2 separate regions of the Homo sapiens genome follow, and region 1 is linked to region 2. A link is an interaction called in ENCODE POLR2A ChIA-PET data of the cell type or tissue named here. Cell type or tissue: PC-9. All regions are shown on one strand. Links, peaks and the distances in the headings refer to the core of each region. The heading gives the core; the rest is flanking DNA.

Evidence for each region. ChIA-PET counts read pairs that join two places held together with the same protein. Peaks named below come from ENCODE experiments on the same cell type or tissue, not always from the same donor. Only the 100,000 strongest peaks of a DNase experiment are listed, where the experiment ranks them.
Region 1: POLR2A ChIA-PET joins it to region 2 with 9 read pairs; 1 of 35 experiments calls an interaction of 5 or more read pairs at or near these places.

The regions. Positions count from the first base shown.
Region 1 is chr3:189,332,597-189,337,003 of GRCh38, reverse strand. No RefSeq gene overlaps it. Among named protein-coding and RNA genes, the nearest start is that of TPRG1-AS2, 94 kb to the right of the region's middle. In PC-9, for the core only: no CTCF peak of the experiment used is centred there; a DNase peak (open chromatin) is centred at 2,333.
Region 2 is chr3:190,051,858-190,056,264 of GRCh38, reverse strand. The region is part of intron 1 of P3H2 (prolyl 3-hydroxylase 2); the gene reads left to right. Among named protein-coding and RNA genes, the nearest start is that of P3H2, 67 kb to the left of the region's middle. RefSeq lists a silencer at 4,037-4,086. In PC-9, for the core only: CTCF peaks have their summits at 1,437 and 1,641; a DNase peak (open chromatin) is centred at 1,834.

The DNA of each region.
Region 1 (4,407 bases), core at 83-4,082, 720 kb after region 2:
ATCCAGCAATACCAATACTGGGCATTTATCCAAAGGAAAGAAAGTCAGTGTAAAGAAAAGACATCTGCATCCCCTATGTTTATTGCAGCATTATTCACAATATCCAAGATATGGAACCAACCCAGGTATCCAAAAACAGACAAATAGATAAAGAAGATGTGGTATATATACACAATAGAATACTATTTGACCATATAGAATGAAATCCTGTCGTCCATGGCAATATGGATGAAACTGGAGGACACTATGTTAAGTGAAATAAGCCAGGAACAGAAAGTTAAACACTGTATGTGCTCACTCATATGTGGGAGCTAAAAAAAAGTTGATCTCATAAAAGTAAAACGTACAACAGAGGATACCACAGACTGAGAAGGGCAGGGGTAAGGAAGGGCTGGGGAGAGATTTGTTAAAGGAAATAGAATTACAGTTAGATAGGAAGAATAAGTTCTAGTGTTCTATAGCACTGAAGGATGACTATAATTAACAATAATGTATTACATAGCTTCAAATATCTAGAAGGAGGATATGAATGTTCCCAACATAAACGATAAATATTTGAGATGATAGATATGCTAATTACCCTGATCTGATCACTTACATTACATACATGACCATAGCACGATGAACCCTGCAGATATGTGTAATTGTTTTGTGTCAATTATAAAAATTGAAAAAGTTTTCAGATTATCGCTATTTGATGGTCCCTTCTAAGACCCTGGGAAAAGCCTTAGCAATGTGTTTCCATGGCCATTTTTCTTTCTGCATTTTTTTTTCAATTTTTAAAAAGTAAATATTTTAACTGCAATCGGTTAAGAATCCTGTTTCTTTCCATTCTGTTTTCCCTTCCATGACTTTTCCTTTCCTGTTGGGCATTAAAATGGCCATCAGCATTTGTGAGATCGGATTTAGAAGCAGCTAAGGTAGGTTTATGTTCAGCTGGGGTTTAGTAGGTTGTACTTCTGTGGTTTACAGTCACTTTCATAAGGAGTTAAGTTATTGCTTACACTATGTAGGACTGGCCTCCAAGAATACTACAACCAGCTAATACCATGATTCAAAGGAAGGGCAGGGCCAAAGTTTTGTTCCTATGGAAAAATGAATGTGCCCTGAGGTAGACAGCACAGGAAGCATGAGGGTAACAAAATAAAATGAGATTAAAAATATACAAACCAGGAGACAGTCTGTGAAAATTTTTCCAAATCTAAAATCTCATATGTGAAAGAAACTTCATAAATGTTTTCCTAAATTTGAAAAGCATGTTTAAAATGTATAAAATCATTATCAGTTATGAAGCTGAATAAAACTTTTCTAAACTATCAATAATTTTATAAAAATACATTTCAATCAACTGAAATAACATGAAATTATCTTTCTATTCCCTTTACAGAAAATGAAAATTTTAAAACTGTATTTTTATATGAAGAGGTGACCCAGCAATATGTAGTCAATAATGAGTATGAATAAAGAATTACAAGAGATGTGTTCATTAATAAAGGTATCAGGTTTTTCAGATGTTTGATTTTTTAAAATATCTGTCAGGTTTGTAATATTTGTAATAGGTTGAGATTCATTTTTCTTTCAAAATATGCATTTTTGTGTCTGATTTTGATTTTGTATTTATAATATTGTATTCTTTTTGCTTTAAAAAAAAAAAAAGAAAAAAAAAGAGTCTACTCTTGGCCAGGCCCATGGCTCATGCCTGTAAATCCCAACCCTTTGGGACACTGATGCAGGAGGATTGCTTGAGCCAAGGAGCTCAAGACCAGCCTGGGCAACATCGCGAGACCTTGCCTCAACAAAAAATAAATAAACATTAGCTGGGCATGGTGGTGTGCACCTGTAGTCCTAGCTGCTCAGGAGGCTGAGGTGGAAGGATCACTTGAACCCAGGAGTTCTGGGCTGTAGTGAGCTATGATTGTGCCACTACACTCCAGACAGGGCAACAGAGCAAGAGTTGAGAGTCTTTTCTTTCAAGGAATTTTAGAATTGCATCTCAAAAAAAAAAAAAAACAAAACACACACACACACACACACACACAAAGCCCCCTTCAAATTCATAAAAGCTTCAGTTGCCATGAAACTGTAATCTGTGCTTTGCCTGGAATACCTCTTTAGTGGTTTTATATTCATCACAGGATTACTGAGAATGACAGGAAGCTTCCTGGGTGGGTTTGGTGAACAGGAACCATCCTTGTTGTATAGTCACTCCAGCACTGTCTTCACTGGAATTTAGCAATTTACAAGAGTGTTTGGAGTCTTTTGCTTTGTACCCAGAAACAGTTCCCTAATGCCAATCCCTTTGGGTCAACTGCATTACGGGTAATAAGAACAAAGCCGTATAATACTTTACTATTACTCATCAGTGTTATGTTTGTATACTGCCTATCTCCCAAGCAACCAAACCACTCAGTCTCATTTAACTTTACCAAAGTCAATTTGTCTTTTGAAAATCTGAGGCACAGATTATTCTACCCCATTTTAGAGATGGAGAGGACTAAATACACAGTGCTAAATTGTTGAAATTCAAACTTTTCAATTACACCTCTATTTACTTACAGAGGTTGCTGCAGGAATTAAATAAGATAATGTATATGAAATATCCCAGCTTAGATGCCAACACCTAAGTGCTTGGTAAATGTTAGTTTAATGTTAGATGATTCTTTACCCATAGGTAAGCATTTGTCGACTTGGGCTCATGAAGCACCCAGATGCCTGGAGACATTTCTAGAGTTCCTTGAAAGAAAATGTGGTCACAGCACACAAGCTTCAAATGTCTTTGCTCTAGCCTGCACTGTGGATTGTAAATCTAAATTAAAAATACCAACCCATAATTTTTTTGCAAACTTCATTTGTTAGGAAATGTTAGTGAGAACAGATTTGTGAGGTGATGTGTCACCAGAACTGATCTCAACTTTCCAACTCCCAAGTAATATGGCCTTAGTCAAGTCATTCTATTTCTCTATGTTTTGATTGGAAGCAGAGAGAAACAGAATGATTTGACTAAGTCATTGGAAAACCAAAGATTTTAATAATGTGTAGCCTTGAAAGAGAATCTCAAAAAAGCATGGTAGATCTTTGAAACTGAAGACATATAGGCCATGAGTTATGTTTTTGCACCAGTAAAATAAGATGGGGAACTAAAGCTACCTGGTAGATAATTGATACTTCATCTGCCTCCTTCCACCAGCCCACCACCAACTCCCTCAGAACCACTAGATATAGACAAGCATGAATCATTTAATATGGTCACAGAACAGAATGTAAAAGCTTACACCCTGAACCATGCAGAAGTAAATGCATATTTGAAAGAAGGCAAAAAAAAATTTTGCTGGAAAAAAATCTTCGGTTATCTCACTAATATTTTTATTTTCATAGAGGAAAGGTGAGATAGAAACTAAAGGTGATAGAGAAAGAAACAGAAGTAAAGCAGATTATTTAAGTAACAAGTGTACTCAATGGTGAAAATAATAAGCGTTTAAGGAAAAAGGGGAAGAGGATGTGGAATATAGTGTACATAAACTAAGTCTGTCACCAAGCATAAGGGACTCACTGCCCTATTTGCTAGAAGCCAATTCTATGACACAGGGTTTTGGAGGAAAAGAAAAGCTTTTTTTTTTGAGATGGAGTCTAGTGCTGTTGCCCAAGCTGGAGTGCTGTGGCATGATCTCGGCTCACTGAAACCTCTGCCTCCCGGGTTCAAGTGGTTCTCCTGCCTCAACCTCCCGAGTAGCTGGCATTACAGGCACCCGCCATCATGCACAGCTAATTTTTGTATTTTTAGTAGAGACGGGGTTTCACTGTGTTGTCTAGGCTGGTCTTGAACTCCTGACCCCGTGATCTGCCTGCCTTGGCCTCCCAAAGTGCTTGGATTACAAGCATGAGCCACTGCGTCCGGCCAAGAAAAGCTTTTTATTGCTAGTCAATGAACAGGGAGAGTGGAGTCCAGCTCAAATCTGTCTCCCTGAGCTGGCTTTAAGGCAGTAATTTTGTTAGAAAAGTTTTAGGGGTGGATTCTGAGATGAGTAGGTGATTGGTGGAAAGAAAGGAGAGGTCTGGAAGTTCCTAGGGCATGTGCAGTTATCTTTTCACACCACTTCATTGATTGCATGTGCAAATTGTTGGGGAATTGGTATGAAACATTGGGTGGAAATTCAAGCTGTAACATCAGCAGGCTTCTGCACAAACTCCAGCCAGCCATATTGGTTCCAGCTGATTTCAGCCAGTTTAGTTATCTTACAAGGGGAGAGAGTTTCAGCACTGAAGAAGTTGTTTTGGCCAGCACAGTGGCTCAGGTCTGTAATCCCAGCACTTCGGGAGGCCGAGGTGGGTGGATCACTTGAGGTCAGGGGTTCGAGACCAGCCTGGCCGACATGGCAAAACCTCGTCTCGACTAAAAATACAAAAATT
Region 2 (4,407 bases), core at 225-4,224:
GACTTGAACAACAGACATTTATTTTTTCACAGTTCTAGAAGTTAAAAGTCCGGGATCAAGGTTCCAGGTGGTTTAGTTTCTGGTGAGGCTGTCTTCCTGGCTTAAAGATGGCCATCTTCTCACTACGTCCTTCACATGGACTTTCCATGTGAGAGGCAGAGAGAGAGAGCTTTCTGGTGTCTCTTCCTATAAGGATACTACTAATCTTATCATGTCATAGCCCCATCCTAAAAGACCCCACCCTAATGACCTCATTTAACGTGAAGTACTTCCTTAGTATCCCCTATCTCCAAATACAGCCACGCTGAAGTTAGAGCTTCAATATATGAATTTTGGGTGGACACGAACAGTCCATAGTACAAGTAAACACACAAGTAAATCCCAATTACAAAGCATAGTACATCCCAAGAAGGAAAAAGAGGCTCTTTTTAGAGCTACATTCCATGGAATTGTTATAGAAAGCTTACTTTTATTATCCACTAAAAATATAAATCAGAAGAGCCAGGAGTGTAAAATTGAGAATGATATTGTATTCTGTATTCTTTCTTGGAACGCTGAATCTATTTTGTTTGTACTTGCCTCAAGGCCCACATAATAATCTTTGACTTCCTTCAAGAGAATATGATCGTTTTGTAAAATGTAACTATGGCCATTGCCTGACTCTTGAAATGTAATTACATTTCTAAGTACTTCACTTTTTGGTATTCAGCGAAATGAGAGAAAGGAGAAAAAAAAAAAAAGCACTCTGTATAGAGTTTCATTCCCAATTTTTTTTTTCACATTTTGTTTAATATCTAAAGATTCTTGTTATAATGAATTTAAATCTTTTTTGTTATGGTGATTCTTTTTTAAGTAAAGGGGTAAAATTGAGAATGCACTGATGTGAATTTCAGTCTTTCAAACTGAAGTTTTAGAAATTAAATATAATGTCACTTTTTGGCAGAAGAAAATTAATGTGGGAAATTTTTAGAAGTTTTATCCAAACGAACACAAACTTGGCTAAGTACTGAGGAGACTGCTGAATGTAAGACCCTATGTTACGCACAGCTTGTAGTTATTCCCGATTGTAAGATGCACTATTAAAAGTTGTTTGTGGACAACAGGGGTCAGTGGTCTCCTTAACATCTGATGCCCATGTTACACTTTCCTGTTTCTATTGGGGAAGACGGGGGAGTCTCCTGTTCGAGAGAGGCCTGTCCCTCAGAGAACAAGAAAGATGTGCATCCCACTTTAACTGCTGAAGGAAGGAAAAGGAATTGGGAGGCCTAATGAACATGGAATTTGACTTTCACAATGTATTTCTCATGGATAGATTCTTGGAGAATGGTGTCTGTTTGGGGGCATTTAAGAGGGATATTGAAAGAGAAGAGCTGTTACAGATGGAGAACAAGATGGAGGGGGGCATACAATTCTGTAATGTGAAGAAGAGGCGGGTAGTAAGCTTAGTTCCCTTAGTTTCTACTCATAATACTGAATGAAGTGAGGTGAGGGGATGGGGGCAGTGCCTGAGTCTTTTCATATGCCTGATGCCCAGGTAGCTGAAATCCATGAAGGGATACAAGGTGTGGATGAATGGGTGAAAAATTCAGAATCTTAGAAATTGTACAACGTGAGAACAATCTTTAAAGCAGTTAGGACTCTCCATAGATAAATGAGCTGCCTGGAGTAGTGGAGGGAGTGATACTGGCATCTCTGTAGAGGTCCAATCAAAGCTTCATGACTGAGCAAAGGTATTTTACATGACTGAAAAAAAAATAAAGATCCTAGTGTCAAACAGCTGAACTACAGGCCCAGTAGTATCTCTCCCAATGTTGATATTCTATGATCTTTTTTTTTTCTCTCTACCACATTCCAAAGATATGACAAGGCTGGATGTCACTACTGACGTCGGCTCTCAGATCAGTCTGTGTCGTGGCTGATGGCTTCACCAGATCCTCAGAGACCAGGCTAGTTGCCCTGCAAATTATTCAAGATTCAATTTTCTCAGACTATGAACTTCCTTTGAATACCATAGTTATATAAGGCAGAATCTTTCATTTCCTAAACTGATTAATGATGATAAATAAGGCATTTAGAAAATAAACTATAGGTGGGGGTGGAGGGTTCTGATTAGGCATTATTTCAGTAACCTCACTGTTCCAGTAGTGGTCTTGGAGTATAATGCAGCATAGTGGCTAAGAACATTAGAATACAGTGCAGATAAAGCCCCTGCATATATGGCCAGCTGATTTTCTACTAATGTATGAAGGAAGTTCAATGGAGAAAGAATATTTTTTTCAGTAAATGGTGATGGAAACATTGATATAAAAAAACCTCAATAGATTGTAGACCTATGTGTAGAAGCTACAGTTTTGAAATTTGTTTAAGAAAACAGGGAAATCTTAGTAACTCTGGATTTGAAAAATACGTCTTGATTAGAAAATAAAATACATAAACTATAAGAGAAATAGATCAACAAATTGGGCCCCATAAAAATTAAAAGTGGTTGTTCTTCAAAAGACACTTTTGGCTGGGCCCAGTGGCTCATTCCTGTAATCCCAGCACTTTGGGAGGCCGAGGCGCGTGGATCACCTGAGGTCAGGACTTAGAGACCACCCTGGCCAACATGGTGAAACCCTGTCTCTACTAAGAATACAAAAATTAGCCGGGCATGGTGGCGGGTACCTGTAATCCCAGCTACTAAGGAGGCTGAGGCAGGAGAATCGCTTGAACCCAGGAGACAGAGGTTACAGTGAGCCGAGATTGTGCCATTGCACTCCAGACTGGGGCCTGGGTGACAAGAGTGGAACTCCATCTCAAAAAAAAAAAAAAAAACCACTTTATTTAAAAATAAAAATAAAAAGGCAGTCATAGACTGAGAGAAAATATTTGAAAAATATATACCTAACAAAAGACATGTGTCTAGAATATATAAAGAATTCTTAAAATTCAATAAGAAAATCCAATTTTACAATCAAAAATATTTGAATAGACACTTCACCAAATATGATATGTGGATAACAAATAAATACATTAAAAATGCTCAACATCATTAGAGAAGTTAAAGACTTGTATCTGAATGTTTTTAGAAAATTTATTTGTGATAGCTAAAAATTGGAAACAAGCGGCCCTCAACAAATATATAACAAAACAAATTGTGATATTGTCCTAGAATGGAATACTACTCGGCTATTCAAAGGAGTCAGCTGTTGATATGTGCCACAACATGATTGAATCCTAAAATAGTTCTTCTGAGTGAAAGAAGCTAGATAAAAAGATTTGCTGTATTTTTCTTTTCATATAAAGTTTTATAAAAATTTAAACTAACCTATAGAAATGAAAGCAGATCAACGGTTGCCTCAGTATGGACTAAGGAAGAAAGATGAATTTGAAAGTGGCACACGGAAACTTTTAGGGAGAGTGGATATATTCATTGTCTTGATCGCTGTGTGGATTCATGGGGGAATGCATATGCCAAAATTCATCAAATTATATTCTTTTACATGTACGGTTTACTGATCATCAATTAAACTCACTAAAGACAGATAGATAGATATGTATGTGTATATACACACATGCATATATATATATATATACACACACACACATTTATATGTATATATACTTATATACACATAAACACACAGCAATATGTTCTTAGACACGGTAATAACCTTTCTATCTTCGATTTACATTTGTATAAATTGGGGATATAATATTACTTACTTCATGGAGAACAGTGCTAAGCATGGAGAAAGATCTCAATCAATGTGAGCTAAAACTATTACTCTGTAGTATAGTTCACTTCTTTTAAAACATATTTTAAAAGAAGTTTGTTTTAAAAGAAATATGCTTTAAAAGAAGTGTCTATGTCCTTTGCAGGGACATGGATGAAACTGGAAGCTATCATTCTCAGCAAACTAATACAGGAACAGAAAACCAAACACTGCATGTTCTCACTCATAAGTGGGAGCTGAAAAATTAGAACATATGGACCCAGGGAGGGTAACATCACACACCGGGGCTTGTCGGGGGGTGAGGGGCAAGAGGAAGGGAGAGCATTAGGACAAATACTTAATGCATGCGGGACTTAGAACCTGAATGACAGGTTGATAGGTGTAGCAAACCACCACGGCACATGTATACCTATGTAACAATCCTGCACGTTCTGCACGTGTATCCCAGAACTTAAAGTAAAATTTATTTTAAAAATGATTTGTTTATTCTATTTCTCCACTTTTTTCTTTGTTTTTGAGGATATTCGTTACCAGGAAAGATATTGTGTTTCCTCAAGGACTATTTTGTGGTATGTAGTTTTTAGAAGGTCTGACTCCTGGGCAAGTGTGAATAGAACAGATGGGTGAAGAAGCCTTTCAAATGGCATTCCCAGGCCTGAGAGGGGAAGTCCTTGTGCTTAGAAATTTTCCA